Regions from separate parts of the Homo sapiens genome. Here all the other regions are linked to region 5. A link is a loop called in an ENCODE intact Hi-C map of the cell type or tissue named here. Cell type or tissue: mammary epithelial cell. All regions are shown on one strand. Each heading gives the region's core, and the rest is flanking DNA. Links, peaks and the distances in the headings are about the cores only.

The links. A loop is a pair of places that touch in the nucleus more often than their neighbours do. Peaks named below come from ENCODE experiments on the same cell type or tissue, not always from the same donor. Only the 100,000 strongest peaks of a DNase experiment are listed, where the experiment ranks them.
Region 1: it touches region 5 in a loop (9-fold over the local background); 17 of 110 quality-filtered maps call a loop at or near these places.
Region 2: it touches region 5 in a loop (6-fold over the local background); 2 of 110 quality-filtered maps call a loop at or near these places.
Region 3: a loop joins it to region 5, with 15 times the contacts of the local background. A loop is called at or near these places in 48 of 110 quality-filtered maps.
Region 4: it touches region 5 in a loop (15-fold over the local background); 95 of 110 quality-filtered maps call a loop at or near these places.

The regions. Positions count from the first base shown.
Region 1 is chr22:35,918,434-35,924,831 of GRCh38, forward strand. All of the region lies in intron 2 of RBFOX2 (RNA binding fox-1 homolog 2), which reads right to left. Among named protein-coding and RNA genes, the nearest start is that of RBFOX2, 110 kb to the right of the region's middle. In mammary epithelial cell, for the core only: a CTCF peak has its summit at 3,484 (motif pointing left); a DNase peak (open chromatin) is centred at 3,508; H3K27ac peaks cover 475 bases.
Region 2 is chr22:35,835,539-35,841,936 of GRCh38, forward strand. All of the region lies in intron 2 of RBFOX2 (RNA binding fox-1 homolog 2), which reads right to left. It also overlaps the pseudogene RPL41P3. Among named protein-coding and RNA genes, the nearest start is that of APOL5, 120 kb to the left of the region's middle. In mammary epithelial cell, for the core only: a CTCF peak has its summit at 3,473 (motif pointing left); DNase peaks (open chromatin) are centred at 953, 3,493 and 5,023; H3K4me3 peaks cover 3,924 bases; H3K27ac peaks cover 4,417 bases.
Region 3 is chr22:35,620,034-35,626,431 of GRCh38, forward strand. It overlaps a transcript of MB not described here. Among named protein-coding and RNA genes, the nearest start is that of MB, 5.9 kb to the left of the region's middle. RefSeq lists enhancers at 2,035-2,550, 3,209-3,503. In mammary epithelial cell, for the core only: a CTCF peak has its summit at 3,440 (motif pointing left); no DNase peak of the experiment used is centred there.
Region 4 is chr22:35,579,838-35,586,235 of GRCh38, forward strand. LOC107985590 (a long non-coding RNA gene) reads right to left here. Exons shown (of 5, transcript XR_007068163.1): 4 at 1,063-1,174. Among named protein-coding and RNA genes, the nearest start is that of MB, 34 kb to the right of the region's middle. RefSeq lists enhancers at 699-1,198, 3,173-3,674 and a silencer at 3,414-3,493. In mammary epithelial cell, for the core only: a CTCF peak has its summit at 3,408 (motif pointing left); no DNase peak of the experiment used is centred there.
Region 5 is chr22:35,347,486-35,353,883 of GRCh38, forward strand. TOM1 (target of myb1 membrane trafficking protein) reads left to right here. Exons shown (of 15, transcript NM_005488.3): 15 at 1-488. Among named protein-coding and RNA genes, the nearest start is that of MIR6069, 14 kb to the left of the region's middle. RefSeq lists enhancers at 1,832-2,364, 2,365-2,897, 3,488-3,996, 3,563-3,682, 4,814-5,689 and 2 more and a silencer at 3,343-3,462. In mammary epithelial cell, for the core only: CTCF peaks have their summits at 3,427 (motif pointing right) and 4,850 (motif pointing left); a DNase peak (open chromatin) is centred at 3,486; H3K4me3 peaks cover 749 bases; H3K27ac peaks cover 414 bases.

The DNA of each region.
Region 1 (6,398 bases), core at 524-5,523, 570 kb after region 5:
ACAGGGGCCCTAGAGTCAGCATTCATTCCAAAAACACAGGAATGATGGTTGCTATTTCTGCTTAATAGATCAGGACCTCATAAATGGGTGTCATCTTCACTGGACGAATCATATAGTAAGAAATAATCTTACAAATGCCAGCACTCAACAAACTGGCAGCTCTTTAGAGAGGACTCTCTGGGGACCCAGAGCTGCAGTAACTGAGGGAAATGTATCCAGATTAGATCAGCAAAGGCCTCTCCAGTTCCCCATGAGGTATTGTAGGGGGCAATGGTGCTGGCCAACACACAAGATTTACACAATGAGCTCCCTGAATACTGCACGTGTTCGGGTCAAAAGAGCTGCCACTCTGCTACAAACAATTCATGAAGCAGCAGATGCCAACTGTCCTGTCACCTAGGCCTTTAGCTGCAATTCCTCAAGAAAGCCTGATAGCCTTGGTTTTCATAGTAGTCACCTATTCCTCCCATTTTAAATTAAGGAAAATAATCCTATTTATTGTCTCAGTCTCTTCACCTTTCTTTTCCCAACATAAAAACATGTTTTCCCACCATAAAAAAAAAATATTAAATAAGATGTGGTATATCCACATAATGAAGTATTATTTAGCAATTAAAAAATGAAGTACTGCTATAACATGGATTGTGCTAAGTGAAAACATTATGCTAAGTGAAAGAAGCCAGACACAAGGGACCACATATTCTATTGAGTCTATTTATATAAACTGTATACAGAATAGGCAAAATCTGTAGAAAAGTGGAGACCACTTGTTGCATAGGGCTGGGGAAGTAGTGGGCATAGAGGAATTAAGAAGTGATGATTGGCCAGGAGCAGTGGCTCACGCCTGTAATTCCAGCAGATTCAGAGGCTGAGGCGCGTGGATCACTTGAGGTCAGGAGTTCAAGGCCAGCCTGGCCAACATGGCGAAATGCCACCTCAACTAAAAATACGAAAATTAGGCAGGTGGCATGCGCCTGTAGTCCTAGCTACTTAGGTGGCTGAGGCAGGGGGATAGCTTGAACCTGGGAGGCGGAGGTTGCAGTGAGCCGAGATCATGCTACTGCACTCCAGCCTGGGCAACAGAGTGAGACTGTCTCAAAAAAAAAAAAAAGAAAAAGAAGTGATAACTACGGGGAATGGAGTTTCTTGTGGAATACTAAAAATGTCCTAAAACTGACTGTGGTGATGGTGATGGCTGAATGATTGTAAACATGCTAAAAGCCACACACTTTAAATGGGTGAACTGTACAGTATGTGAATTATATCTCAATAAAGCTGTTTTAAAGTGCCCTTGGAGAGTATATCACCTCCTTTGGGAAGGAAATTTTAATGAGGGAACTTTGATTCTTCTAGCCATCCCTTGTTTCCAAATGCCTGCCTGCTCCTTCCTATCAATGATTCACTTTGCTATTCCCATCCTCTGCTCACTGCACTATCTAGCTCAGGTTTACACCTTTCCTACGAAAACGACTGGGCTATTAGTTTTGTTTTGTTCTTCAAGTCCACCTCCACTCTAGTGGACTTTAGTGTCCTTTCTTACACACCTAGTCTCCTTCTGTCCCAGCTCACATAGTAAAACAATACATATACACAGAATAGTGGCTAAACACCTGCCACACCATGAAAAAAAGAATGAGGATAAACGACAGCATAAAAGCACAGGTTTGGGAGTTTTAACTAATTTGGTTCCAATCAAAGCATTTGGCCAAGTTACTTTAAATGTCACTGTCAGTTTCCACTGCTGTAAAATGGGGAAAACTAATGTATCTAATTGCATGTGGTTATTATAAAAATTAAATGATTAATATGATGCCTGGTCATGAAGGTCCTCAATAAATAATAACTGCTATTTATGGAAGTCTTATGCCCAGTTTTTCTCATGCTGTCATTCGGCAGCTCAGCCTCTATGTCAAAAAGCCAACAATAAAAGCAGGCTGTTGGTGCCATCAAATTGTTCACCATCAGTATTCCTATTTGTTCTAACCCATCTAACTCACAGATCCCAGTCTATTCCTGATACTTTGGCTTTTTTACTTCAATTTGTTTTCTTATTTCTGGGCTCACTTTAACCTCAAACATGTTTAGTATTGCCTTTCCAGTTCCATGTCCCCTTCTCAACCAAAATCTGCTTACTGCCTTAATTTTATACTTTAAGCCACTCTGGACAAATTGTTTACCCATAGTACCAAAGCACTCAGTATCCTATTCTTCCTAAAAGCATATCATGAAATCAAAACAAGACGGACTTTAGCAAGAATTATGATAAAAAAGCTTACAACCTTACAAGGGACTACTTGGCAGCCATGAAATGATGCAGCAGACATAGCTAATGGCATGAAACGATGTTTATAATAAAGTAGGCCTGAGCTGGAGGCATTTTACAAAAGTTTACACAATATGATTGACATCTGGTAAGGAATTTTAAAATGTGTATATATGCAAACAGAGTTACGCTGAAACAAGATAATCAACAACAAAACGTTAAGATAAAGTTAAATATATTAAGGCAGATTTTATTCTATTCTTTTGATCTGCTGTATATTCTAAATTTTCTTCAATGAATGCAAATTACTTTTGTTTTAAAAAAATATTTTAAGGACTTTTAAAAAAGAATTAATTTAAAGATTGCAACGCCTCTTAGCATTTTCTTACCAGCCACTATAGTATGGCTCAGGAGTCAGAAAAACCAGGGTTCAAATCCCTATTCTACCACTTATTCTATGTACGACTTTGGCAAATCACTTAATGCTTTTAAGGCTTGCTGTTCTCATGTGGAAAATGAAGAGGAAACTCCTAGCCAAGTACTTGGCACATAGTCTTCCATAAATACCAGTGCCCTTAACTCTTCCACTCCTTTACCCTATGACAGTGGTTCTCAAGTTGAGTGTGTATAAGAATTACCAAAGCATGTTAAAACAGATTACTGGACCCCATCCTCAGAGTTTCTGATTCAGTAAGTCTGGGGAAGAGGCAGAGACCATGAATAAAGGTAAGTTCCCAGGTGATGCTGATGCGGCTGGATTTGAAGCCACACTTTGAGGATACTGCTCTAGGCAATAAGACTTACAAAGTCTTCTTACAACATGTTATACAGGTATGAAGTGCTCTTTCACATCAAAAGTATTTCAGGAATACATGCTCACTGGATACTGAATTAAATTAGAAGCTAATACTGCACATCCACCCAAAAGGCCAACCTTACAACATGGGATAATTCACCCCAGCACATTGAGGGAATTGGTCTTCCACTTAAAGCAGTCAGCAAATAACAATTATTAACACTGCATTTAGAATATTCTGGTTCCAGCATGGGAGAAAACATGAGAATGCAGACACAGATCAGACAAATGAAGAGATGGACAAGAGAATCCACTGCAAGAAGTTCTGTGCCTGTCTGGTAAATTCATCTGGGGCAGAGGGGCAGATTCTGTTGTGTCACAGAACACTTGCTTTGCTCTGGGTGCCCTCTGTTGACAAAAACTGACATAGCCACTTCCTTCCCTCCCTTTTCTCCTCCCACCCTAGGGCCAAGAGTCCCACTAGTGTGACTCAGACTTGAGGCAAGGTTTCCAGTTAGAAAATTTTCCTAAGCCCATATGTAGGCAAGACAGACCTTTCCTTCCTCCAGCTTTCCTAAGTCCCCTTCTCTGTGTGCTTGTATCTGCAGCTTATCTCCAAACAGGTTAATTGTTTCAGGACCATGGAACAAAAAGTGAACAGCATTTAGCATAATGATATGTGAAATTTAAATCACAATTGCATTTCATTTTAGAAATGGCTAGTATTCACACAGAGGGAATAAACTGAGTTTGTAAATAGTGTCAAATACAATGTGAAACTCTGTTGGTATTAAGAATACTGATAAGGCCGGGCATGGTGGCTCATGCCTGTAATCCCAGCACTTTGGGAGGCCATCGCGGGCAGATCACGAGGTCAGGAGTTCGAGGCCAGCCTGACCAACATAGTGAAACCCCATCTCTACTAAAAATACAAAAATTAGCCGGGCATGGTGGCTAATTTTCCAGCTAGTCAGAAGGCTGAGGCAGAAGAATTGCTTGAACCTGGGAGGCAGAGGTTGCAGTCAGCCAAGATTGCGCCACTGCACTCCAGACTGGGTGACAGAGCTAGACTCCATTTCAAAAAAAAAAAAAACTAGACATGTCTAAATCAGGACTTTGGTCTATGGGCTACTTGTTTTTGTAGAACCCACACACAGACTACCAGCTAAGATAGCTTTTACATCTTGTAATGATTGAAAGAAAAAATCAAAAGAAAAATGACATTTCATGACATATAAAAATTATATGAAATTAAAATTTCGGTACCCACAAATAAAGTTTTACTAGAATAGAGCCACAATCTTTTGTTTACTATAATCTAAGCCTGCTTCCCTGCTACCGTGCCAGAGTTCCTGAGTAGCTCTAACAGAGACCATATGGCCCAGATGCTCTCAGATGCTTTACAGAAAGTTTGCCCCCTCCTGTTTTAAACTATTGATAAATGTGACACCTGAACCTTCAGTCAGGTATGAAGTGCTGGGTTTGAAGTCCTATGGCTCTGTCTTAGCAATGACTTCCCCCAACATTTAGTGTGAGTCCTGCACGTGGTGAGGGGTCAGCCTACACTGCCTAACACACTCCCCTTGCATCCACAGAAGCTGAAGGTACTGTGATAGATTTCTGGCATGTTTTTTGGCTAATACTTATCAGCAATCCTATAAAAGCATCCCATCTTACAAATGAGGAAGTAAGCCTAAGGGAAGTTAAGTATCAGTCCAAACTGGAATTTGAACTCAGGTCTGTCTGACACCAGAGTTCTTTGATCATTCCTCACTGGTTTTCAAACTGTCTTCCAGTCAGCAGAGCCTTATGGGGGAAAGGGCTCCAGGCCTTTCATATCTTTTTTTTCTTTTTTCTTTTTCCTTTTATTTCCCCAACTTCTTACACTTCCATATTGTTTTAGAGATAGGGTCTTTTGTCGCCCAGGCTGGAGTGCACTGGCACAGTCAGCTCACTGAAGCCTCGAACTCCTAGGTTCAGGCCATCCTCTTGCCTCAGCCTCTAGAGTAGCTGAGACTACAGGTGCACACCACCACATCTGGCTAACTTCCAAATCTTTTCTAGGAGGACCATTCCATTTGCCTTTTTAATAAATTGTGGCCAAGGAATTGGTTTTTTTTAAAAAGCCAATTTTATGCCACTTATTACCACCCTTGGCAAATCTCTCAGGAAACTGCAAATCTTGATTTCCTCATCTGCCAATGGAGATTAAAACCCTTCCCCCCCACCCAAATAATAAAGACTCACTGGGGTCTTACCAAAGATCAAATGAGAATGGGTATGAAAGCAATACCCATTACAGGTATTACAGCAATACCTGTAAACTATACAGGACTATAGATACATAACACATAACTATCACCCCTTAGTAAATAGGGAAGCAAGTGGGAAGCAAGTGGGGAACATAATGTTTGCTGCTGAGCAAAGAAAAATTAAGCATGCAAGTAAAATGCAAAAAAAAAAAAATTCAAATAAAAGTAAATAAATGCCCAGTGCAAATATCAACCCTGGAATTTAACACATTTATTTTAAAACCCAGATTCACTCATTAACAACTACATAGCCTTGGACAATGACTTAATCCCTTTGAGCCTTGGTTTCCTCACCTGCAAATGGGATTTAAAAACTACTTGCTTTATACAGTGCCTGCACATAGTCAGTATTCCACCTGTTAGCCCTCTTTTCATTAGGACACCCCCTGTCCCATGCCGAGACGTGTGTTACTCTGAAATTAAGATAATGTATGGGTTCCCTGTACCAATAATAGAATACCAGAATTAAAGAGCTAAAAGTATCTTTATCTTAAACGATCCTGTGATCCACACGACACCACAAAGCTTGTGAGAGCACAGGCTAAAGACACACTAAGGGAACAAAGATCCTAATGTAGTAATAGGAGATACATGGGAAAAGTTCTACTAATTCAATAAGTATATTTATTGAGTGTCTTAAGAGCCTTCTATGGCTCCATAAAATGACAGATTTACATTTAATATCCACTTGACCAAACCCATTAAACTTGTAAGAGGCACTCTCTTGCTGAACATCAGATATCTAGCTTCTTAAGTATTAATTTTTCATATCGCTCTGGCAAGGCAAAGGCAATAAAAACCTAGTGAAAGTCTGACCACAGTTTTGCTTTTTCCCCCACTTTGTCCATAAGAGAAAATCCAAATGGAGTAGTCTCTGTATTTCAACAAGCTGAAGTTGAGTTTATTTAATTTATCCCGTTACCACACTTTACCAAATTCATATTGGGCACATACTTTGTGCAAAGTATTCAAGAAAACTAAGAAGCATGAGAGAACTCTTGTTCTTACAGAATTCTGTGTGTTGGTC
Region 2 (6,398 bases), core at 819-5,818, 490 kb after region 5:
GAGGAATGAGGAATGTCATTACTGTTCAATATGAAGATGTCTCCTGTAGCAATACAAATTTAAGTAATAGGTTGTCAAATATTAAGCTTACCTAGACTCAATTGCAAAGCTAAGGAGAAAGATAAAGGAAAAAATAGAGAAGGGGGCCAAAAAAGAAAGAGAAAAGTGTGTGTGATTAGGGGGTGACTAAGACGGAAAAAACAATTTAATGAGTCAAGATTGCTCGGATTTCATCATAGCTTCATTTATGAAATTCTGTTTATCTTTTCAAGAAAGCTAAGTAATTTTTAGAAAAGCAATACTTTTCAAGAGACAATCTTGGCCTCAGCGAAGAAATGATTATAACTGAAGATATGGAGCAATGTAGAAGAATTCAGAAAGAAACCAAATCTCTGGAAAAAGTGAGGCTTTTTTTTTTCATTGTAAAGGAACATAAATTCAGTCTCCAACCCACAATCCCCGCCTATCCTCCAACTCCCCAAATCCTGCAAAGCCCATAGAAAGTGGAAAGTGTGCCAAAACAAACAGTGTGGCTGCAGCTCCGTGGATGAAGGGTGGGATAAGGTTCGAGTGGCAAGGGAGCATGACTGGCAGGCAACCGAATGGAATCACTTTAAAGCAGTGCCACAAAATGGAGACTAAATGCTGAGAGGACCTCCAGAATTCAAAGAAAATGGGATATGCTTAGCAAAATCACAGAATAGATTCTCTACTCCAACTCCTTTCAAAAACCAGACAAACAAAAACAGGAAAAGAGAAAATGAAACAAAGCAAAACATACCTGCTCTCTTATCTGTCTTTAATTAAAGCATAAAATACCCTCCCTCTTCTCTTCTCCCAACCACCCAGGAACAGAAGAGCGAACTGGCAGCAGCTCAGGTGAAAGACTTCAGCCTTCCAGCTACAAAGAGGGGAGATAGCAGACAATGGAACTGGTGATTCATTACAAAAGAATACACTCCAGAGCGGCCTGCTGCCACATGGACTCACTGCACTATTTAAAGGAACAGCAACCCCCTTTCCAACCTCCCTTATTCCTAACACCTTCCCTCCTCTTGGTCCTGATGGAAAACAGATTTTGAAGAAAATGCCAGCAAAGCACTGAGCTGTCCAAGAAAGGGAGGGCTTTGTGTTCCACAGAAACTGGCAGTCTTATACCATAGTAGAGTACAAAAATTTTCTTTCACATCCATACTGTAAAATCTTTTCCTCTCTGCCTAGTACACTTTCCCTTTCAACAATAGATAGTATAACTGAATTTGAGTTTGGCTAAACATTTATTTTTTACTAATTAGTGTTGAAGTCATTTGCAATTTTGTTTTTCGAATTTTACACATAGTACAAGAATGATTTATCTTTCCTTCATATTCCATATTGCTATTTTCATAAATATGAGATGCAATAATCTGGTCTATATGCCCAAAAAATAAGAGATCTCAGTGAAATACTCCTACAACATACACATGAACAGCCGATAAAATTAACGTTTTAAGTATCACATAAGCATGTCTATCGGCTATATTAGAATTTTGTGATTAAATTGCCATTTGCTTTTTAGCAGAGCACTGATTACTTACTATAAATGACAGAGTAGTTTGATAATTAAAACAAAAACAGGCCCTATAAAAGTAGAGCATATGTAATAATAAAGCGCATACACTGTGCAAATACTGACAAGGATCTAATATGGTATGATGAAAAAGTCATTCACTGAAAGCCCTTTTCCAACAGCTGAGCAATGGAAACTGGGGACTACAGAGATGGTATCATCTGAAGATGCAAAGAACCTAAGTAGCAAAACAGTGAAAACACATCCATACATCGCTCTTACATTGTAATAAACCGTTTAACTTTGAAAACCCAGGCCTAACCACCAGTATAGACATTCTATATTGAGAAAGCTTATGTGACAGGTCATTATCAAATGTTGGGATTGGATGTCTGGCTCAAACACACACACACACACATGTGCACACACACACACACACGCAGGCACAACACAACACAACCACAGGACAAATGAAAGACTTGGCCCAGCTGGTTATTTCCTTTGATTGTTTTCCCCCTAGATTACTAACAACTATGTACATTACATTAACACAGAAAGTATATACAACAAAACAAATACGCTGGAATACTGAAAATTCACAAATTTGATATTCTATCCTTGCCAGTTGTATAATTTCAGGATGGGCAAAAACTCATAACTTTTCTTCAATATTTAGCACATCCTGATAAAACAGGTGATTTTATTATTAGAATTATTAAGCACCCCAGAATCTCTCTTTCCAGTTTCCATTTATTTCTTCTACTTCATTCCTAAACTTATGGCTTCTTTAAATACTAATTATTACGACCACAATATTAAGTGTGCATAAGCATGTGCACTCTAACTTAATGGTCACACACACTACACTTACCAGCTCCTCTAGAAACTAAGGGGAAATGTTCCAAGAGGCAATAGAAAACTCATCATAAAAATTTCCATTTTAGATCATTCTTTCACTAGTTTAAAAAATAAATAATGAAAAGTCAAGTCATTGAAAAGCCTTCAGTAATTGCTAAGCAAGAAGAGAGCTGTTACCCTCTAATATTGCCAGTTAATAAAAATTGAATGAGGGCTCTAAGGTTAAGCAAGTATCATCTCCCAAGCAAAAAGAGAATCCAGAAACAGGATTTATCTTTTATGTAAATTTTTTTTAAAAAATAAAGCAGTATTTCTTTTCTTTTTTTTTTTTTAATTCTTCAGCTAAAACAGCGGAAGAGGTGATTTATTATATGGTTGTTACACTCGGCCACAAATAAACACAGAAATAGTCCAGAATGTCACAGGTCCAGGGCAGAGGACCAACATGGGCATTTTGTTTATGAGCAAGGTGGGTCTCAGAGGTGATCGGCGATCAGAGGGCGATGAAGTTCTAGATCCATTGAGACAAGTTCTAGACAGTAGCATGCAGTCCCACAACTTGTACCAGCATCCCCAGCGTCTGGCATTCCATGTTTCTGCTCCTGTGGCCTCCACGGTGCAACAAGCTAGCGGTTTACTTGGACCTCTGCCTCATCTTTCTTCTTTTGCGCTTCAGCCTGCGCATTCGCTTCTTCCTCCACTTGGCTCTCATGGCACAGAGGTTTCCAAAAAAATGGCGCTAAGGCCGAGAGCATAAAGCAGTATTTCAAAAGAGGTAATTAGACTGATGATGAGGGGATAACACATGGAAGAGAAACATTTCAAAAGCTTCTCCGCTTTTCCAAAAGAGGAAGGAGTTTGTTGAAATTTTCTAAACTCAGATTTGGTGAAAAATTACTTTGAAAAGATATATTTGAAACTTCTTTCCTCTGGGTCCCAATGGGAAAATATCCCTACAGGTTTCCCTCCTTCCAAACAGCACTGCAGGGCATTATATAACTAAACAGGATTCCAGCTCCTAAAATGATGCCTCCATCCTGATAACTAGCTGGCTCTCTCGCCCTCCGGTGGTTACTGGGAGAGGAAGAGAAGAGAGAACACAAAAAAAGGGCAACCTCCTTAAAAGGAAAGCACTGTCCAGTGATGAAATTTCCACAGAGCATAGAAACCTGGAGTGAAACTGATCTTAAGTCTGAGACTAAAGGATTTGAATGTCCTACAGTGTAAATGATTTCTCATTGATAAATCAGAGCCTCATCATTTCCTCTTAACCTATACATAAAGGAAAAAGGGTAATGGAGCGTACAGAAGGATGCTAACAAGAAAAATTGCCTTGCCAGGGAGAACTGTGGAAGAGCATTCACCTTTCCATTTGTCAGGAATGACTTGCTAAAATGCAGATTAGATATTGCCTGGCATAACCAAAAAGAGGCAGGGAGAAAGAGGGGAAAAGGATGAGGAGAGAAAGGGGGATTGAGGGGGTTGGGGGAGAGAGTGAGTGGGAGTGGGAGAGAGAGAAGAGAAGAGAGAAAAACGAGAGGGGAGACAGAGGGAGGAGAGGTATCTTCCATTTCCTACTCTCTCTCCTTCAAATGTATTTTAAAGCCTGTGTGATTGTGATTTATACATTCAGATTCGTTCTCCTGTCAAGGAGGGCTCTACCTGCCTCTGTCACACCTGAATGCTCCTACTGAAAATTTTCTTTGCCAGTAACAAAGGCATGAAAATGAAACATTCTTTTCTAACCTTCATTTTTAATAAGCAGTTTAGAGTAACAGCAAAACTACAATTCCATAGCCAATCCTGAGAAACCAAAGTGAACAAGGAATCAGATTTCCCTATAACACAAATTCTTCTGAAATTCTTAAAAGGAATCCTGCTCCCCTCTTTTTGGCAGTCTACAAGAATCTCTTCCTACCTCTGCAGTCTTTCTCTCCCTCCCTCTTCTCAGAACCAAGACAAAGAGGTAGACAAATCCCCACAGGGTCTTTCCTGAGCTACAGCTGCACAGTACAGGAAACAGGAATCTGCTATGGAGTTGAGGGAGGGGGAAGAAAGGATACGGATACATAACACACACATAAACGGACTCAACAGACACAGACTTTTCAGCTGATAACAATAAATCTGGTCTGTTCTAAGAAGACAATAATGATTAAAACTCTTCTTACTATACTCCACCCTCAAACCTTTATTTAGATCCCAGAGAGGAGAAAAGAAACATGCCGAGGAAGCACAAATCTTACCTGAGTTACCATTTTCTTTTTCTCCATAAACCAAACGGATAGATGATAAACCTTTCAAAGCAGCCGTGCTGGGGCACACCTCCACAGCTTTCTTTTCCACCCCCCTCCCCCCCCAATCTAGCTATTTAAGGGTGGGTAATTGATCTCTCTTTATACCGTTTTCCTTCCTTTTTCTTTCTAATGTTTCTTCCTTTCTTTTCTCTTCCTCTCTGGCAGTCTCTCCCCCTCCTTCTTTCTCCAGCTCCCTCCCATATCTCAGGCAGATGGCTGAAGGAAGCCCCACCCCTGAATGCCTAAGGTAATTAATCAGAGTAGAGCCCCACCTCTTCCTCCTCCCCCCACCCCCTCCCAGCAGGCTGACATCTCCCAACTCCAGAAGCAGGCCTGCTGGAGAATGGCAGTTTGGTGTACGCTGTGCGCACGCGTGTGTGCGTGTGTGCGTGTGTGTGTGTGTGTGTGTGTGTGTAGGGGGGAGGAGGTAGGGAGGGGCAAGCGCCATGTGCTGGCATATTTTAAGGATGCGATGATGGAATTAATTATATAGCACTGGAAGCATTCATAGCAGCTTACTATAGTTCATACAGATTTAAGAGATTCCAGCCATGAATGTCAAATAAGAAATGAAACAAAATTATTTTTAATATTAATAAAACATTTTTACTGATGTACAGTTTATAGATGCAGTGGATTTAACAAGAAAGATGTGAAGAAGTGAAAAGCTATTACATGACCACTAACTGGAAGGTTTTTCAAGGAACAGGAATATGCAAGAACTTGCTTGTCCTGGAAGACCAAACCAGCCTAGTGAGAGCAAAGGACTAAAAGAGAGGACACAGGTAATGAGAGGTAATTTAAATGATTTTTTTCCTACTATAAAAAATACCTGGAGACTCTGAAAAAGGTGTCTACAAATATGACTGCTTAAGAAACTTAAGAGATACACAAAGGTGCATGCAAATTTGCTTAAGGCTTCCAGCTTCAATAAAATTTTGGTTAACTGAAAATTCACCTTTTGTTTTCTCCAGCCTTCTATGTTTCAGCCTTTATTGAAAAAGGTAAATCCTTTCTTATATATACCCTAGAAATTTGTGTCATTATTGTAAATAGTAATTGTTATAGAATGCTGTAGCTACAGGTTTAGGAGAATACTGACAATAAGAGTTTCTTTAAAGTTCTCTTATTAAAATAATATAATTAAAAAATGCATCAAAGATGTGGTTCAGTCCAGAAGTTGGTCTAATTCTGCCCTTTACTAGTGATCTTGGAAAAATCTTTAACCTCTGAATATAAACTTCATAATTTCCCTATTTTATATTATCACACATTCAAATAAAACAATTTATAAAATGATGAGTTTATCAGTTGTCTCATAAAATTAAGATTTTCTAATTTTTTACAGCATTCTAATAAATAGCTCATTCTGAAGGATTTATGAGATATTTTAGTTATGCTATGTATTTTTAGGATATACTTTCTAAAAGACTACCCAAAGGTTAAAAAGATTAATTCCAAAATTAAGCTTCCCATTTTTAATTTTTATCTATTTTTATTTTTTACAAGCCCACGGCTAACAACACGAGCTCTCCATTTAAAAAATAAACATCTACAGAAATCTAAATTCAAAATAACAAATCACACTGAGAATACATAGTTTTTTGCTGTCTCCATAAGGACTGTTTGGCAACATGCAGTACCAGGCTTTTAAAAATGTTCTGTATTGGCCAGGCGCAGTGTCTCATACCTGT
Region 3 (6,398 bases), core at 615-5,614, 270 kb after region 5:
GTAGCTAAAATGCCATGGGGGGCCGGGCGTGGTGGCTCACGCCTGTAATCCCAGCAATTTGGGAGGCTGAGGTGGGTGGATCACAAGGTCAAGAGATCGAGACTATCCTGGCTAACATGTTCAAGCCCTGTCTCTACTAAAAATACAAAAATTAGCTGGGCATGGTGGCACGAACCTGTAGTCCCAGCTACTTGGGAGGCTGAGGCAGGAGAATCACTTGAACCCGGGAGGCAGAGGTTGCAGTGAGCCGAGATCGCTGTACTCCAGCCTGGCAACAGAGCGAGCCTCCATCTCAAAAAGAAAAAAAGAAGCCATGGGGATGCCAAAGGGGATCTCATTCATTCATTCAGTCAGTCAGTCATCTGTTTGTTCCTTTGTTCATTCATTCATTTGAAAGCCCATTACTGAGGCCCCAGTCTGTGCCAGGCCCAGCCTCAGAAGGAAAGACAACTCTGAGAGGGTCTGCCCCGGTCTCAGACTCTCAGCAGTTTGACCCTTACTGCTGGTCACTCGCTGGAGGTGAGTCCAGGGTGTGAGAGAGGAGGGCAGAAAGAAGGAGATGGCATTGAGCTGTGCCACATCTGACCTGGGGCCCCCTGCCTGGTGCGCTGGGGAAGGCCAAGAGGCAGATCTGAGACTCCTGGAGATTGAGACGCAATGTGCGGTTTTCAAATGCTCTCTGGCCTGTGCCCTCCCGAGAGTGTCAGAACACCCCTGAGGGTGCGGGGCAGGGCAGGGCTGATTACTACCCGAATCCCAGCTCTTCTCCCGTCTCTGGCCTCCTGAGTTGTCTGGGGATGGCCTGAGCATTTAAAATCTCATCAACCCATTACTGATGCTGAAATGTTTAATATGAAGCTATCACCCGCTTGGCAAGCGCCCCCATTAACTGGCATGCTCATGGAAACCTGTAGCTTTGAAGTTGATGGACCTTTTAAGTTTTACCATTTAAGCTAATGGGAAGGCACCGACATCTGTTTGTACTCACACATCTCTACAACAGAGCAGCGTTACCTCACAGTTGCTATGGCTACCTGGAGTCACCAGCTCTGTTTGGGGGCTATTATTATCCCTGTGACAGCCTTCATTATGGCCAGGGCAGAGAAGCTGCAGACACATGATAGGAAAGCCAGGCTGCCTTTGTGTGCAAAACTTTCTACAGCCTTACACGCTCATGCTACACACACGCACACACACGCACGAATGCAGGGCACATTAGTCTGATACCCAGTGGGGCAAAACTGGATCCCACCAAGTCAGACCTCCTCTTTTTCCCTTTCATATCACAGGATCCTTTGAATCCAAAACTGAGACTTGTAGAATCATCCTCAAGGCTCCCAATTCTGGAATCTTGAGATCCCAGAATTAAAATTCTAGAGTGTCAAAGTCTTCAACTTTTCAGCACCGGAGAAACTTGGGTTCTAGATTCCAGACTTATAGAGAGCTAGAAGCAGAGAAATCTAGAATTATAGGGCCATAGTATCTTGTGACTAAAAGAGGCCTTCAACGGTATTTTGTCCAATTTCCCACTAAACATAGTTTTCCCTACAGATCATCATCTGGCATCTGCTTGAATACTCCTGGGAGTGGTGAGCTCACTACCTAAAGCTTTAAAAATCCTTTTTTATGTCGAACCAAAAGATGCCTCCATGTCACGTGCACTTCCTTGCGGCAGCTCCGCCTGCTCCTTGGGGATATAGAGGCCCAGCTGAGTCTGCCTCACAAGAGAAGGAGCAGGCTCACCCAAGACTTTTCTTGTCCAGACTGAACATCCCAGGACTTCCACTGAGCACCCTCCCCAGGCAAGGCAAGTCGGGGGCCTCAGTCTGGTGGAGAAAGACGGGCTCTGCCATCTTCGGTCTCCAGCCACTCTCACCTCTGGTCACATGCACACAAAGAGAACGCTATAGCAAAGGGGATTCCAGCACCCACCTGCACAGGTTTGAGCCCCTCAGGCAGCTGTGCACCTGGCCCACAGTTTTTATGGTCAGAAAATCCAATCTAGGTGACCTAGGAATTTGCTAGCCCTTGGACAGCTGACAATTCCCTTTGGTAAATCTGGGCTTAAGACACCACCAAGGGAGATCAAAGATGTGGCAAGAAGGAGAACTCTGGCTCCTCAAAGCCAGGACTCCCCACGATCTTCACTACTCTCTTCCTCCTCCTTCTGGGAACCAGCCTTTGGAGGCCAGTCTGGGCAGTGCCTCCCTCCTGCCAGCAGGCCCTCCCACCCCACCCCCAGCTTAGCTTGTGCCTCCCTGGCAGAGTCTACCCTCCTGGACCAGCGCCAGGCCAGGGCTCAGAGCAGGGCTGAGGCCTGGGAGTTGCAGGACCTGCTCAAGGCCCTTGATGGGGCAGCAGAACCCCCAAGCTTGCTCCAGACTCCCAGGAACCCACCCACCAGGGCTGCTCCTCTCCAGCCCCTCAGCATCCATCATACTGACCACAGCTCCCCTTCTCCCCAGCTGTCCTCGCAGAGCCTCCAGCCAAGCGGCCAGGGCTGGGGGTGGGGAGAGGTGTCTTATAGCAGCCGGGGAGAGGCACAGGGAACTAAAAATACAGTTTACATGGCAAGGCTCCTCCTCTCCCTGCAGGCCCAGAGGGGCTTATTGGAGGAGGGCTGGCAGGGACACAACATCCTAATCCCTTAGTCAACAGGTGTGGCCTGGGACACCGACCTGCCTCCCCCCTCCACCCTCCCCAGCCTTGGAGGCTCCGAGTGGCTCCTCCAGCTCCACCATCCACCTGTCACCTGGACAGAGACCAGCCCCGCCTCCACAGTCACCTAACCCCACATCCACCCATCCTCCCCTTCCTTCAAGGCCCATTGCATAGGAACGGCTCCCCTGCCAGGACTCCTCCCACCCCGCTCTACCCATTCCCAGCAGATGTGCCCTCTTCCCCACTCTGGCTCCAGCATGGGTGCAGCCTTCTCATCTCTCTTGCTTTGGGGTGCACCTGTCTGGACTGGCTTCTCCCCATTTCTACCCTGTGAGTGCCTCAGAGGCAGGAATATAAAAGCCACAAACTCATATTGTACTTAGTGCACACCAGGGACACCCCTCCTCCCAGCAGCCCTTTCTTTTGCAGGAGACACTTTTACAAGCGTCACTTTACACTTGAGAGAACTGAGGCACAGAGAAGTTAAGTAACTTACCCAGAGTCACACAGCGAGGAAATACCAAGCCCAAGATTGGGACCCAGGTAGTCTGGCTTCAGAGTCTCTGCTTCATGGCTAAGAACTGGTCTAATTTGGAGTCCTTCCCCCTCACTCTCTCACCTGCTCTACAGTACCTAGCAAAGGACCAGGCCAACATGCTCTTTGATTGTTTATTTTTGGATTGAGTCTGCCCAGGGTTTTGGCTTGCTGGAGGCAAAGGCAAAGACAGTCGGTGACCTTGCCCCAGGGCTGACAACGGGTGCCCTACTGCCATCTAGTGGCAACAAGGAAAAAAGCCTGCACCTCTGCCCTTCCATCTGGGCTCTCCAGTCCCTCAACCCAGCCAGTGGGGAGGGGTCTTTTTCTGTCTCTATATTCGTTATATTCATGGCGCCTTGCTTAGAAGACCATGGATGGCTTGCCAAATTATTAGAAGATGAATTGTGATCTTTTAATATTGTGATCCAGGAAAAGTGGCATAACTTTCCAAGGGCGCTTTTTTTTAAATCTGTAAAATGGAAATTTTGAAAAGAATAACCTACCTCAAATGTCACTATGAGGACTGAAAAAGGGAGCACTGGCCAGGCGCAGTGGCTCACGCCTGTAATCCCAGCACTTTGGGAGGCTGAGGAGGGAGGATCACTTGAGGTCAGGAGTTCAAGGCCAGCCTGGCCAACATGGTGAAACCCTGTCTCTACTAAAAATACAAAAATTAGCCAGGCATGGTGGTGCACTCCTGTAGTCTCAGCTACTCAGGAGGCTGAGGCTGGAGAATCGCTTGAACCCAGAAGGCAGAAGTTGCAGCGAGCCGAGATCACACCACTGCACTCCAGCTTGGGTGACAGAGTGAGACCCTGTCTCTAAAAATAAATTAAATAAATAAATAAATAAATAAATAAATAAATAAATAAATAAAATTAAGAAAAAGGGAGCACTGAATGTGGTGGATACATAGTGATAAAAGAAAAACTTCAGCCAAATTAAATGTAAAGGAGTTTAACAGAGCAGTGAATGATTTGCGAGCAGGGCAGCCTCCCGAGCCAGAGTAGGTCTGGAGACTCCACAGCTAAATAGTGGAAGATTTATGGACAGAAAAAGGAAAGTGACATACAGAAAACAGAAATGAGGTACAGAAACAGCTGGATTGGTTACAGGTTGGCATCTGGTTTATCTGAACATGGTTCGAACAGTTGGCTGCATTTGATTGGCCAAAATGCGGTGATTGGCACAGTGTAGGCTATAGTCTGTCTATACCTCCACTTGTTATAGTTCATGATGTACAGAAAAACTTTTAGGCCCAACTTAAAATATGTAAGGAGGCGGCTAGAGGTTAAACTTTTTTAACAACAGTAAGTGCTCAATAGTTGCTCACGGTGATATAAGGTATCCATGGTCCTTGCTCTCAAGGGACTCAAAGTCCAGTGGAGGAGATACCTCAGTGGGATCTGGAACGCAGCAGACATTTCAGCAAAGGCTTTGGAAGGGTGAGAAGGCAGTGCCTAGGCCTGGGAGGTGAAGGCCTTTGAGGGATCAATAGGAGTTTGTTCAGAGGTGATGGCTGGCCTGGATGTGAACGTATGAGGGAGCGTTCTGCAGAGTGTTCTAAGCAGAGGTACCAAACAGTGCTGCAAAAGCCTGCCAGAGACGTGTGGGGCAAGTGGGGCTGTGGGAGGTGACACCTACTGGGAAGAACTTTATGTGCCAGGCTCAGGTGATGCCTGAGCAGCGTTTTGAAGGATCAATAGGAGCTTGTTAGGAGCAAAGTGAGGAAGGGATATTCCAAGCACAAGGACCAAGACAAGGACTTGGGGGCTCAGAACGGATAGTCACGTTCCACAGCACTCATGCTCACCTGGTGTGTGCCAGGCTCCGTGCTGGGCTCTGGGGGGACTAAGGTGACACCGGCTGGCCTCCGAGCATTGAGAGGTGGTAGGAGGGAGGGATGTGTGACCTAATGTTGTCAGTACTTTCTGATAAGGGCAATAATCGAGGTCATTCAGCATAGGGCTAAAGGCTTTGGAATGAGACTCCTGGACTCGGCCCTACCATGCACTACTTTTGTGATCCATGAAAAGTATCATAACTTTCCAAGGTCTATGCTTTTGTTATCTATAAAGTGGAGATTTTGAAAAGAATAACCTATCTTAAATATCATTGTAAGGATTAAAAGAGGGAGCACCCAGCATGGTGCCTGATACATAGTAAGTGCTCAATAATTGCACACTGTGATATAAGGTAGAGAGAAATCATGGAGTAGGGAAACATTAATTCCACCAAGGAATTAACATGTAACTGAGAAGGTGATGTCCGAGCAAGGTTTTGAAGGATCAATGGGAGTTTGTTAGGAGCAAAGTGAGGAAAAGACATTCCAAGTACAAGGATCAAAACATTCAAGGACATAGAAGTTGGTGTGTTAGGACTAGGTTTGGTTGTTGGTAACAGAAAACTCAAAATAACATGGCTTCAGCAAGAGAGTATTAATTTCTCTTTCATATAGAAGTCTAGAGGCAGGGGATTCAGAGCTGACATGGCACACCACAGTCTCGGGGACCCAGCTTCAATCTACCTTAGTGCTCTGTCATGTTACACATATGGCCTTCACCTCCTCATCCAAGATGGCTGCTTGAGCTCCAGCCATCGTGCCCTCATTCCAACCAGCAGGAAGGAGAAAGGGGTGAAGAAGGTTGTGCCCCTATCTTAAAGAACACTTTCCAGAAGTTGTAATTAATACTTTATCTTGCTGCGCATCCAATGGCCGTACCTCACTGCAGAGGAGGCTGGGATATGTAGTCTTTATTTCTACATGGCCACATCACCAGATAAAAATTGGAGTTTCTACTACTTAGAAAGAAGTGGGGAAGGTATATTAGATGAAAATGAGCGATTTCTATCATAGGAGACATAAAATAGCATGCTATGCAGGACGCATAAATATTTTGGTGTTTCCGTGGTGGAAAAAGTGAAGGGGAGAGTGATGATTACAGAAATAAACAGAGGCCAGGCATGGACAGCCTTGGGAGCCACAGACGTGGGGGCGTGTCCCCAGGGAGAGCCACAGAAGGGTTTCCGAGCAAGGGAGAGCCATGGTCTGATTTGCTGTCCTAGAAACATCACACTAATTGCAGATGTGATTAACATAATGGAGGGGACACGTCTGGAGCCAGGAGGCATTTCTCCCTAACATTTTATTATAAAAATTTTCATACATGCAGCAAAGTGGGAAGAATCTCACACTGAA
Region 4 (6,398 bases), core at 502-5,501, 230 kb after region 5:
CTGTCGCCCAGGCCAGAGTGCAGTGGCGCGATCTCGGCTCACTGCAACCTCTGCCTCCCGTGTTCAAGCAATTCTCCTGCCTCAGCCTCCCGAGAAGCTGGGATTACAGATGCCCGCCACCACACCCAGCTAATTTTTGTATTTTTAGTAGAGATGGGGTTTCACCATGTTGGCCAGGCTGGTCTCAAATTCCCGACCTCATGATCTGCTCACCTCGGCCTCCCAAAGTGCTGGGATTACAGGCGTGAGCCACTGTGCCCGGCCCTGAGCCTTGATGTTTTCATCTGTAAAATGGGACAGTAACAGCCTCTCCTTGGCAGGGCTGTTTTGAGAATCAAGGCTGGCAGTGGTGTGAATGTTTTATGGAAAAGAATCATGCCTGTGTCGCTGGGTGTTACGGCGCTACCTGTGTCTCCAGCTGCCTGAGCAGAGAGAGCCCGTGGGGCCCCTTGGTCTGTCACACAAGCCCAGGGTTCCAGGCTCAATTTAGGATAATCCAGAATAATGCTACCAACTGGCTGCAGATCAGAGGTCAAATTCCTTTTTCTGGGCCCCTCTTTCCTCCCAGCTCCACTGGGACGCTGCCTCCAGGGGACTTCTCACAGCTGTCTGGACCAGACCTGCCTGGGAGGAACAGGGTGAGCGGGGACAGGAAGGCCTCGGACTTTTCCCAGGCTGAAGACCTCCAAGAAGCCACTCTCCCATTCCTCCGCTCCAGCTGGGCAGGCTTCTGATGTGGCTTTCCCAGACCCTGCTGGCCCCTGTCTGCAGCGGATACACACAGAGGAACAGCGCTCAAGAGGGGGAGGGAAGGGCCTTTGAATAGGAGGACTCATGAGGGCTCCAGGCCTGCACACACCCTGTCAGCTTGGGGTGCAGGTTGCAGATCTCTCAGGCAATGCCAGGCCTCAGTTTCCTCACCTGGAAAATGGGTTTGGACTGGATGACTTCACCCAGGATGCCCAGTGCTAGACACTAGAACAGACCGAGCAGCCCAGGACCTTCCCCCAAGTTCGCTCCCTGGACCCCTTTCACCTCTGCAAGATAGGGGCCATTCCCTACCTCTGGCCTCAGTCTCCACCTCTGTAAAATGGGCTGGCTGAACTGGAAGATCCCGGAGGGTCCTTTCCTCTCTGCCATTCTGTTGTAGCTGGAAAAGGAAAACGGGGTAGTGCTGGGAAGGAAAGAACATTTAGTGAGCTGCAACTGTATACCGGGTGTTTTTATACGTTATCTCAGTTCTCTGTGCCTTATTTTCCTATTGCTTCTGTAACAACTTACTATAAACTTGGTAAATTAAAACAACACACATTTATCACCTTATAATTCTAGAGGTCAGAAGTCCAAAACTAGTGTCACTGTGTTAAAGGCGTCAGCAGGGCTGGTTTTCCTTGTCTTTCAAGATAGAATCAATGCTCTCTTCATTCCCACATCACATGGTCTTTTCTCCCGTTTCCTCAGTCTCATCTCTTTCTCTCTCTTTTTTTTTTTTTTTTTTTGAGATGGAGTTTTGCTCTTGTTGCCCAGGCTGGAGTACAGTGGTGCTATCTCGGCTCACTGCAACCTCCCCTTCCTGGGTTCAAGTGATTCTCCTGCTGAAGCCTCCCAAGTAGTTGGGATTACAGGTGCATGCCACCACACCCAGCTAATTTTTGTATTTTTAGTAGAGACAGAGTTTCACCATGTTGGTCAGGCTGGTCTCGAACTCCTGACCTCAGGTGATCTCTCTGCCTTGGCTTCCCAAACTGTTGGGATTATAGGCATGAGCCACCATGCCTGGTCATCTCATCTCTTTCTTCCTACTGCCACATGCCTGCCTCCCTCATAGAAGGATCCTTGTGGGGACATTAGGCTCACCTGACCAATCCAGGATAATGTCCCTATCTCCAGATCCTTAACTTAATTACATCTGCAGAATTCCCTTTGCTGGATAAGGTACGATTCACAGGTATTTGGGGGATTAGGACGTGGGTATCTTTGGAGGACTCTCACTCAGCTTGCCACATCCGTTCACACAAGGCTGTCATGGAGCTCAGCTTCCAACCCCAGTGCCTGTGACTTTGTAGCTGTGTGGCCTTGGGCAATGACCTAACTTCCTTGGCTCTCAGTCTCCTCATCCATAAAACAGAGGTAATGATGAGGATTATTAAGACAGTGCAGGGGCCAAGCACAGTGGCTCACACCTGTAATCCCAGAACTTTGGGAGGCCGAGGCGGGTGGATCACCTAAGATCAGGAGTTGGAGACCAGCCTGACCAACATGGAGAAACCCCGTCTCTACTAAAAAAACAAAAATTAGCCAGGTATGGTGGCAGGTGCCTGTAATCCCAGCTACTTGGGAGGCTGAGGCAGGAGAATCATTTGAACCTGCGAGTTGGAGGTTGTGGTGAGCCGAGATGTACCATTGCACTCCAGCCTGGGCAACAAGAGCGAAACTCCATCTCAAAAAAAAAAAGAGTGCAGAGGACTCTCTGAACACGGGGTCTGCTGCTGCTGCTGAGTGAATGTATACAGTGATAGTAACGCTGATAATGAATCACCCTTGTTTATTGCAGCTACTCGTACCAGACACTGAGCTGAGTGTTGAGTTTATGTAGGTGAGCCACGTTGACATGAGCCTGGCCCTCGTGGAACGTACTAGAGAACCAGGAAGACAGACTTAGAATAAATAGTCACACAAATCATTAGGGAATTATCAGAGCAGCCCAAAGCCACACAGCTGGGAAGAGGAGAAGTGGGTGGGATTCACACCCAAGTCTGTCTGATTCCCAAGCCCTTATTTTTCCATGATACTCCCAGCCTCTTGAGGCTGGTGGAGGCCAAGCCGAGGACCAGAGATGGGAAATGACTTGCCAAAGGTCACACAGTGAGAGAACAGTCCATTGCAGACCCAGATCTCTGGGCATCCTGCCTAAGGCTCCTCCCAGAGGAGATTCTGAGACGTAATACTAAATTACAAAGTAACACTAATAACTAGTGTGGCAGCTAATGCTGTGGAAGCTTGCTCTGTGCCCGGAGGCAGAATGGACATTTTACGTGCCCAGTATCATTCAGTTTCCACGATGCACAGGAGAAGAGACTTGGTACCCTATTTCACAGAGAAAGAACCTGAAGTCTCAAAGGGGTGCTATGAAATGCCTAGGGTCACCAGCGAACTAACTGCTAAGCAGAGAGCCAGGATGTTCTCTAAGAGCAGGGCCTGGCTCAGAACTCCCCAGTTCAAATTTGTCTGACCCCCACCCCTGTCCCTAACTCCTGCACATCCTGCCTGCGCCCACTGGCAGATCTTCAGGGGCTCCTGCCAGTGGGAGGAGGGAGGTGGCTGTGGTCCTTAGGGTGTAATCCCACAGGTGGAATTCCTCCTGAGGTCAGCCTGCAGGGAGACGGGTGACACGCTGGTGCCATCTAGTGGCCTTAAAGAGACATGCTGCTTCCCCCGGGAGCCGCAAGGTACCCCACAGAGATGCAGGGAGATAGTAATACATAAGGTCCTCATCCTCCACCCAGCTGGACCCCGGTAGCAAACTGACAAAGCTGAGCTAAAAGTGTTCGAAATGATCCTCCTCATTTTGCAGCTGAGGAAACAGAGGTTCAGAGAGGAGACCGACACACCCCAGCCCAGTCAGGGGCAGACGCAGGTGGCTGGAGGGACTGGCAGGGAGGTGGGGCTTGCCCTGAGCCTTAGCAGGGAGTCTGTCCAGCCACTGGGAGGCCAGGACAAGACAAGTGAGCTCTTCGTGGAGACTCCAGTTTTGGTCTGGGGATGGGTAGGGGGCACTGGCCTGGGACAAGGAGGAGGGTATGGCTAGTAGGAGCTGGATTATGGGCCAGTGCCTGAGGAAGGGAGGAAGAAGGCTGGTAAGAGACAGAGTGTCCTGGATGATCACCAAGGCTCCTCCGTAGAGAAATCCCATGATCTAAGGCCAAACATGGCTGGAGAAACCCCAGGATTCTTAGAAACAAACATGGCTAATGAAATTCCATCATTCTAAGGGACAAACATGGCTGGAGAAATCCCAAGATTCTAAGAGGCATAGGAACTTGATACATTGTTCATTCCATCAACAAACCATCACTGACCATGCACTCTGGGCCTTCCCCATAAGGGACGCTCAAGACCCACAGACCAACCAGATCTGGTCCCTGCTCTGCCGGATTCCACAGCCCAGTGGGGCAAATAAACAGATGACAGACTCTCAGAACCGGACAAGATAAATTCAAGTGGCCCCCCAGAGGGCCATAGGCTCTGCAGCCAGACAGATCTAGCTGATGATGTTAGCAAAAATAGCGGAAGGGCCGAGCGTGGTAGTGCACATCTGTAGTCCCAGCTACTCCGCAGGAGGATTACCTGAGCCCAAGAGTCAGAGGCTGTAGTGTGCCATGATCACACAGGTGAATAGCCACTGCACTCCAGCCTGGGCAACATAGCAAGATCCTATCTCTCTTTTGTTTTGTTTTGTTTTTGAGACGGAGTCTTGCTCTGTCGCCCAGGCTGGAGTGCAGTGGCGTGACCTTGGCTCACTGCAAGCTCCGCCTCCCGGGTTCACGCCATTCTCCTGCCTCAGCCTCCCAAGTAGCTGGGACTACAGGCACCCGCCACCACGCCTGGCTAATTTTTTGTATTTTTAGTAGAGACGGGGTTTCACCGTGTTGCCCAGGCTGGTCTCGAACTCCTGACCTCAGGTGATCCGCCCACCTCAGTCTCCCAAAGTGCTGGGATTACAGGCGTGAGCCACCGTGCCCGGCCCAATCCTATCTCTGCAAAAAAATTGTGGAGTGGCTAACATTTATTGAGTGCCTACTATATGCCAGGCACTAGTATAAGCACTTTTGATTAGCTAATTTAGTGAAACCCAGACTTTCTCTGACTAGCCATGTGACTTTTGGTAAATTACTTAGCCTCTCCAACCCTCCAGATTCTCGTCTGTAAAACAGGAGCCACGTGCCTACCTTGCTAGGCTATTGTGAGGTTAAAACGAAGTTTTGTGTGTGGGTGTGTGTGTGTATTTGTGTGTTACCTGGAATATAGTAAGTGCTCTATAGATGGTAGCCACCATTGAAATAGTAAGTGCTGTAATGCAGGAATGCCGAAGAGTTCCCACGATCTCATGCCTATCTGGAATTATCCTTTCTTTTTCTTTTCTTTTTTTTTTTTTTTGAGACGGAGTCTTGCTCTGTTGACCAGGCTAGAGTGCAATGGTGTGATCTCGGCTCACTACAACCTCCACCTCCCAGGTTCAAATGATTCTCCTGCCTCAACCTCCTGAGTAGCTGGGATTATAGGCATCTGCCACCACGCCCTGCTAATTTTTTATATTTTTTAGTAGAGATGGGGTTTCGCCATGTTTGGCCAGGCTGGTCTTGAACTTTTGACCTCAGGTGATCCACCCACCTCAGCCTCCCAAAGTGCTGGGATTACAGGCCTAAGCCATTGCGCCCGGCCCTTTTGGTGTTATCTTAGGGATGGGGGTAGTTGCATCTGAGGTCAGGGAGAGGAGGGAAGGGGAAAGCTCCCTGGAAAGGAGTGGAGACTTGGCCAGGACCTGGAAAGGGCAGGAGCCACCGCCCTCTTCCCCTCCTCTGCCCCTCCCCACCTTCTGCTCAGCTCCCCCTTCCCCTCTGGGGCACACCTCATCCCCTCCATTCGTATACCTGTTGCCCTGGGCCTGACCTCACCATCCCTTGCTTGGCCTTGTGTTTCCACTGGCCTCCCTGCCTCCACTCCTTCCTCCCTGTACCCAGAGGAAACTCCTACCACCAAATCTGTCCGTCCCTGCCTCCTCCGGCCCTCCTGCTCATTGATCCCACCCCACAGGAAAGCCCACTCAACTGTGACGGGCAAGGCCCACCCCATTCATTACATGAGTCTGTTTCCCCATCTCCTTCCTTGCGTCCACAGAGACCAGAGTTCCAGCCACCTGGAACTACATGGAGCTACCTGCTGTCCCCTGCAGACCCTGTGCTCCCTCCAGCCCCTATTGGCCGCCTAGAAGTTTCTCTGCCCACTCATCTCTCCAGATGGCTGTGCCACTCCCGGGGAAGCCTTCCCAGGCACCCCTCCCCTGCGGGGTCAGGAAGATCACCCTCCTCCCCCTTTCTCTCCCCCCCGCTGTGTTCCCAGACCCTGTCCAGGGTGTTCCAATGCTTGTCTTATGTGCCCATCTCCCATACTAGATCATTGCCTTCCATTAGGTGACACCACTGCTAGGAAATGCTTCAGATAGTGCCTCCCTCCATGTTAGGCCTCACAGTTATAACTCGGGCCAGGTCTTTGTCATCTTTGCGTGCCACTGTTGAATCGTGATGATGACACTCACATTTCTGAGCACTTGGTGCACCAGGCACTGCACTATGGACTTCACTCAAAGTATCTCCCTTAATCCCTCCAACCCCATAGGT
Region 5 (6,398 bases), core at 720-5,719:
GACAGGCTGGCTGGCTGGCTGGCTGCTTGACCCAGTGTGACTCTCCTTCACTGAGTGATACCCTGCTCCGGGCCCATGCCCCAAGGAGCCCTTCAGAGCCCACACTGCCAGTCGAGGCCTGGCTGGAGGCTGGCCACAGTGGAAATTCTGCCGAGCCTCTTGTCCCTTCCCTGCTCTGCTGCATGGGGCCCCATGGCTTTGGCTGGCCACTGAGGGTAGGGTGTGGAGGTGTGGAGGCCCCCTGAGGAGCTGCGGCGGCCCAGGTACGAAGCTGCAACTCTGCGCGCAGTGGGCGAGATCTCATCAGCCCCAGGCTGCAGGTGAGGCTTCAGGGGATGCTGGGGCCCCACTGCCCCTCCGCTGCCTTGCCCTCCATCCTTCCTCTGTTCCTTCTGGCCGGGCACCACAGCACTGGGGCTCACCTCTTGGTTGATCCTCTTGTACTGGGAGAGGTGCCTTTTGTATCCCCAATTAAAGGTAGAAAACCACCCTGCTAGCAGCATTGTCAAGTCTCCTGGTCAGAAATGACTTCTTGGCCTCACAGAGGCAGCGACTACTTTGGGCAGGGCTGGGGGCCATCCGAGAGGTGAGCATCTGTAGATGGTGCAGGCGGAAGGACAGGAGCAAACACCCAGCTACACTACGCAGGTGCCGCCTCCTCCCACCTCACATGGCAGGCTCCAGCCACCGCCCCTGCCCGGAGGATGCATGCCCTCCCCAGCTGACACCCCTCCCTCCTCAAGGCACCTTCGTGCTGCTGTTCCATGAGGCCAGCTCCTGCCCTGCACAGAGCACACTAATCACAAGGGCGGGGACCTGTGTGGACTGTGTGCGCATGTGGGGTGCACAGGCCACAGGAGGATGCTGGCCTTCCGAGGCTGGGTGCCAGGCACAGCCTGGGGCTACGCACTGGCTCGTAGCATCACAACAGCCTGGGAGAAGCAAAGTGAGCGTCCTCGATGTATAGATGCGGAGACTAGGACTCCATGAGCCGCCCAGCTCAGAGGAGGAAGCTCATGCAGTTGTCATGTGCCAGCATTTCCTCATGCAGAAGCGCATCCTCCCCATTTTCCAGGCACCAAAGCTAAGTTGGGAAGACATGGCACACAGTTCCAGACGCTGGGCCCCAGGTCAGGTGCAGGGGGTCAGCTCTTCCCTCCATGGCAGCTCAAGAGCCCCAGGTCTTAGGGTGCCACCTTTTCAGGTGTGGGATCTCTAGGCCAGACTCCCTGGGAGTCACTGCTGAGGCATGTTGGAGCCTCCTGGCCCAGGACACGGTCGGGGAACGGTGTGAGGCCAAAGCAATTGGGTCCACAGGGTCCTGGGCTCCTGGGAGAGGGCCGAGGTCTGTGTGAGCAGCCACTGATTCCCATGGGCAGTGGGCAGGCAGCACCTGCCATCTGAGGTATGGTCTGGAGCTGGGCATACAGGAGACCAGGCCCAGCCCAGCCCTCAAGATGGAGTTGGGGCAAGGAAAGCAGCTGGGGGCAGGCACACTGGTGCCAGGCAGGGGAGGGGGAGGCCCTGCCGCCATCAGGATGCTCATGGTCCAGGCCAAGCTCCCTCTGCCACATCCAGGGCATCTGTGAGCTCCTGCCAGGTGCCCTACCCTGGCCCAGCCCTTTCAGTACCTCACAACAGCCCCAGGGGGTCAATGGTGTTGGCCACCAGTTACAAATGGGGAAACTGAGGCTGAGGGAGGAAGGGACTTGCCTGGTCATACACTAAGTAATGGAAGACTGGGACCCCCAACCTTCCTCACTGCTGCCTCACCTGCCTGCCCCACCCACACCCCACTGCCTGCTTCCCTCATTCTCTCCCTACTTAACTGGGGACCTCTTAGAGGGGAGTTGTGATTTTACAAGGATCAAAGCCAAGGCCTCCTCTCCCCTGTGTTAGCTGGGAAACCCAAGGAAACTTCCACAGAAGGCCCCCAGGGCTGGGAGGGCCTCAGGTGCTAAGGGTGAAAACTGCCAGGTTGTTCATTCCTCCCTGTGGGTGCATCCCCTGGGAGCCAGCTGCACACAGCATAGCGCTAGGTGCCCGCCAGACAGAAGTGAAGCGGCCAGGTGCCAGCCCTGTGGGGTCACGTGGGAGGGAAAGGGACGAGAAAGACAGACATAAACTCAATCATTGTTTCACGCTGTGAAAAGAAGAAGATGGGACGGGACGCCCAGGGCCAGGAGGCTCTCTGTGAGGACGGCCTAAGGCTGCTGAGGTAAGATGGGGTGGGCTGGGCCATGAAGGGCCTTGAATGCCAGGCAGGAGGTGGCCCCTGCAGAGGTCTCGGCTTGGCTGGCTGGAACAGTTCCAGGCTGCCTGAAGGCCTCCTTCAGAGAGAAGGCTGCTGGGGCTGCATGGGGGCTGGGGGGGGGGGCGCTGGCGGGAATTCATCAGTGCAGTCAGGCTGGGTTCCCTGGCAGCAGGCTCTGTCTGAGGCTGCAGGCCTGGGCGGGATCACTTTACAGCTGCAGGAAGTCTTGGCCCCAAGAAAATGAGGGCCAGCTGTCTGGTGGGAGCCTTGGGTAGGAGCAGGGCCTCCACCTGGCACCACAGGGCAGGATTAACGAGGTGCCGCCGCTCCCGCTGGGCCCAGCTACATCGGAAGGCGCTGGGCCGGGGGCATGGAGGGGAGGGGTTGAGTGGAGCTGGGAGGGGCTGGTGGGCAGGGGAAAGGGCGCCTGGGGGGCAGCCCCAGGCCTGCCTTTGAGGAAGCCTTTTGCAGAGCCTCCACCAAGCCCTCTCCCTCCTGGCTCCCCTGGGCCACCACGATCCCACCCTGGGCCTGGACACCGACCCCTCCACCTCCTGCCCTAGTGTCAGTACCCACCTCCCAGACCGGCCACTTCTGGGCTGTGTGACCTTAGGCAAATTACTTAACCTTTCTGTGCTTCTGTTTTCTCACTGGTAAAATGGGCAGATAACACTCGTTGCCTCATAGGGTTGTTAGGGTTGACTGAGCCAACAAGTAACTCAGCACCTGCCATGTAGACAATGCTCTGTACATGTTGTTATTGTCACGGATGGTTCCCTGCTCCCTTCCAGAATGGCCTCTGCTCCAGACACCTGGCTCAGAGCCCTGCCCCTCAGACTCCTCAGTAATTCTAGGGACCCCTGCTCTGCCTCTGGTATTGCCTTCCCAGCTCCAGAATAACGTCTGTCCCTACTCCCCACTGGGAGAGAACCAAAGGACTGTGTCTGTCTTTCCTCCTGGTCTGGGCTGCTAACCCTAAGAGGGTCAGGGCTGTCTTGATCCTGGCAACACGGCAGGGTCCCCCTGGCGTTCCTGGATTGGGCTCTGCGGGCTCTCGGTAGGCGCTTTAGGAAGCCTTTGCCCGCTCCAAGGTGGCTGGAGGTAGGCCCAGTTCTGAGTCCTGAGCACGGTCTACGGCCCCTGCTCAGGGTCAGTGTTTCAAGGCGACCACGAGATGGCAGTAGCACTGCATGTACAGGGCTTGCCGGGGCACTAGGGTGGAGTCCACCGCGGCCAAATCAGCCCCTCCCGGGTACAGACACCGGGAGAAAGGGGCGGGTGCTGCCGGCTCCTGCCCGCTCCTGCCCCGCGCGAGCTCACAGGCGCGCGCGTGCACACACACACGCGCACACGCCCTCTGACTGGTGGGGCTGAGTAACAATGGTGATGGGGCTGGGAGCTGGAGTCCGAGGGTCTGGCTTCACCGCCGGGCTCTGCTGTGGGACTACACAAGGGATTTCATCTCTGGAAGCCTCAGATCTTCTTAAACGTCCCGATTCACAGGGTTGTGGGGAGGATTTGGTGAGACAAGCTGGGAGCTCAGCTACGGGAGCTTTGGGTGGGCAAAAGTGAGCCCGGTCCCCTCCCTCTCTTTACAGAGCCCCGGTGTGCCGTTGCTGGGGCCCCCTGCTCCCGCGCCTTCTCAGCCGACACGCTCAGATCCGTGTGCATTGCCGTTTCTGTCTCCACGTGTAGACAAATCATGAGCTCGCCCAGTAACTCCAGCTCTACCACAGATTCCTTCTCTTTTCCGCCCTTCCCCTATGTCTAATTCCCTTCTCCAGCAGTGAGAAACCTGCTTCCCGCCGTCCTTCATTCCTTCTCTCCCCCCATCCCCGCAGAAACCAATCTCTGTTGCCACCACTGCCCCGTCCTGCCAGTGCCTCCCACCCTCTCCGCGTGGACCGCCACCACCCTGCCCCACAGACAGGCCCCTAGACACAGAAATCTTCTTTCTCACAGTTCTAGAGGCTGAAGTTCAACATCAAGGACGTGGACTCCATCTGTTCAGTTGGTTCCTTCCGGCCCCTCCGTGGCTGTATATGGTCATCTTCTCCCTGGGGCCTCACATCATATCCCCTCTGCATCTCTCTATGTTCAAAAGTCCCATTTTTATAAGGACAGCATTCATCAAGGATTAGAGTCCACCTAATGATCTATTGTACCTATTGTACCTTAATCACTTTTTTTTTTTTTTTTTTTGAGACAGAGTTTCACTCTTGTTGCCCAGGCTGGAGTGCAATGGCGCGATCTCGGCTTACTGCAACCTCCGCCTCCCAGTTCAAGCAATTATCCTGCCTCAGCCTCCTGAGTAGCTGAGATTACAGGCATGCGCCATCACACCTGGCTAATTTTGTATTTTTAGTAGAGACGGGTTTTCTCCATGTTGGCCAGGCTGGTCTCGAACTCCCAACCTCGTGTGATTCACCCGCCTCGGCCTCCCAAAGTGCTGGGATTACAGGTGTGAGCCACAGTGCCTGGCACTTCTTTAAAGGTCCTACCTCCAAATACAATCGCATTCTGATATACTAGGGATTAGAGATTCAACGTATGAATTCAAAGGGACGAAGCAGCCCTGTATTGCCCTCTGCTGCCCTCTAGGCCCTGGGTCCATTCTCCCAGACACACTGCTCTTTCGCAGGTGGCCACAGTGTCTTCAGAGGGGCTGCCACATGAAACACCCGCCTCCACTCCCTGCCCCCTGCCCCCTGCCCTAGTGGGAGTTTGAGGGTGGCTAGATTCATCCTAGGGCAGCCTAGCCTTAGATCCAAGGATTAGCCATGGGACCAGGAGCGAGCAGGGGTGCCGGCAGAGTGGAGGGAGATACAGGTGCTGGGAGCTGGGCTGGGGCTGCTCTCCTGGTCCCCATGTCCGCTTGTTTTTTCAGAGCAGACCCAAGCGGGTAAGCTGGCAGGTTTCACTTCCACCCACCCTGGTACAGGGCGAGACTGGAGGAAGCAGCTTCGCCGGGCCGAATCCTCACCCCTTGCCTCTGACTCAGGACTCCCGTGACGTCTTCCTGCCCCTGCTGCAGGCTGGCCCTGCACCCTCTGTGCACCGTGGACCAGGCTGGCCAGCAGAGGGAAGGAACCCAAGCTGACCAGGGCCCCAAATCCCCAGTGGGTCAGAGTCAGGTTGGCAGGGCACTTGGACCTCTTGAGGCGGGTGAGAAATGTGCAGACAGGGAAGTGGAGGCCCAGGGAGGGGAGGGGCCTGCCCTGACCAGTGTACTGCCTCCCTACCTGGTGCAGGGGCCCAGGAGGCTCTGTGTGCCAGCCCAGCCTGCCCGGGGAGGAAGCAGCCCCCACCCACGCACAAGCACAGGGAAGTCAGTGCAGGGTGGAGGGTGGGGACTCCTGGGGCCCCCTGTGTCAGGTCCAAGCACGGCCCAGGAGTCAGCCAACCGAGCTTCCAGCGGTGCACAGACACTGACTTCCTGTTTGATTTGGAGCAAGCCTTCTCCTCTCTCTGGGCCTCAGTTTCCCCATCTGTTAATCGGCTTGATTTAAGAGAGCGTAAGGCCCCTTTGCACTCTGCTTTTCTGCCCTATCAACCCCCAAATTCCATAATCCTCCTTCCAAAAAGGAAAGAAATACGAGGAAAGAAACTCAAATATCTACAAGAGAGGGAAGCAGGACCCCGGGTTTATCTCCCCTCCAGGACCAGCGGCGATAGGGAAACAACTGCCCAAGCTTCAGTGGGACCAATGGGTGGAGGCGGCCACCCACACACCCTGCTGAATGCCCGCACAGGAAGCTGACCGCCTAGGGGCAGGAGGGAAGCGAAACCCAAGCCGGGGACATCCTTGCACCTGCCCTGGGGTACCCCTAGGAAAGGGAAAAGCAAGTGGGTGAACTGAGGAATGGGGGTGCTGCCCATGCTCCCCACAGGACCCTGCCCTCACTGGAGCCCTTGGAAGCTCTGTTAAAAATGAATCTTCAGCCAGGCGCAGTGGCTCACGCCTGTAATCGCAGCACTTTGGGAGGCCGAGGTGGGTGGATCACCCGAGGTCAGGAGTTCAAGACCAGCCTGGCTAACATGGCGAAACCCTGTCTCTACTAAAAATGCAAAAATTAGCCAGGCGTGGTTGTGGGTGTCTGTAATCCCAGCTACCAGGGAGGCTGAGGCAGAAGAATCGCTTGAA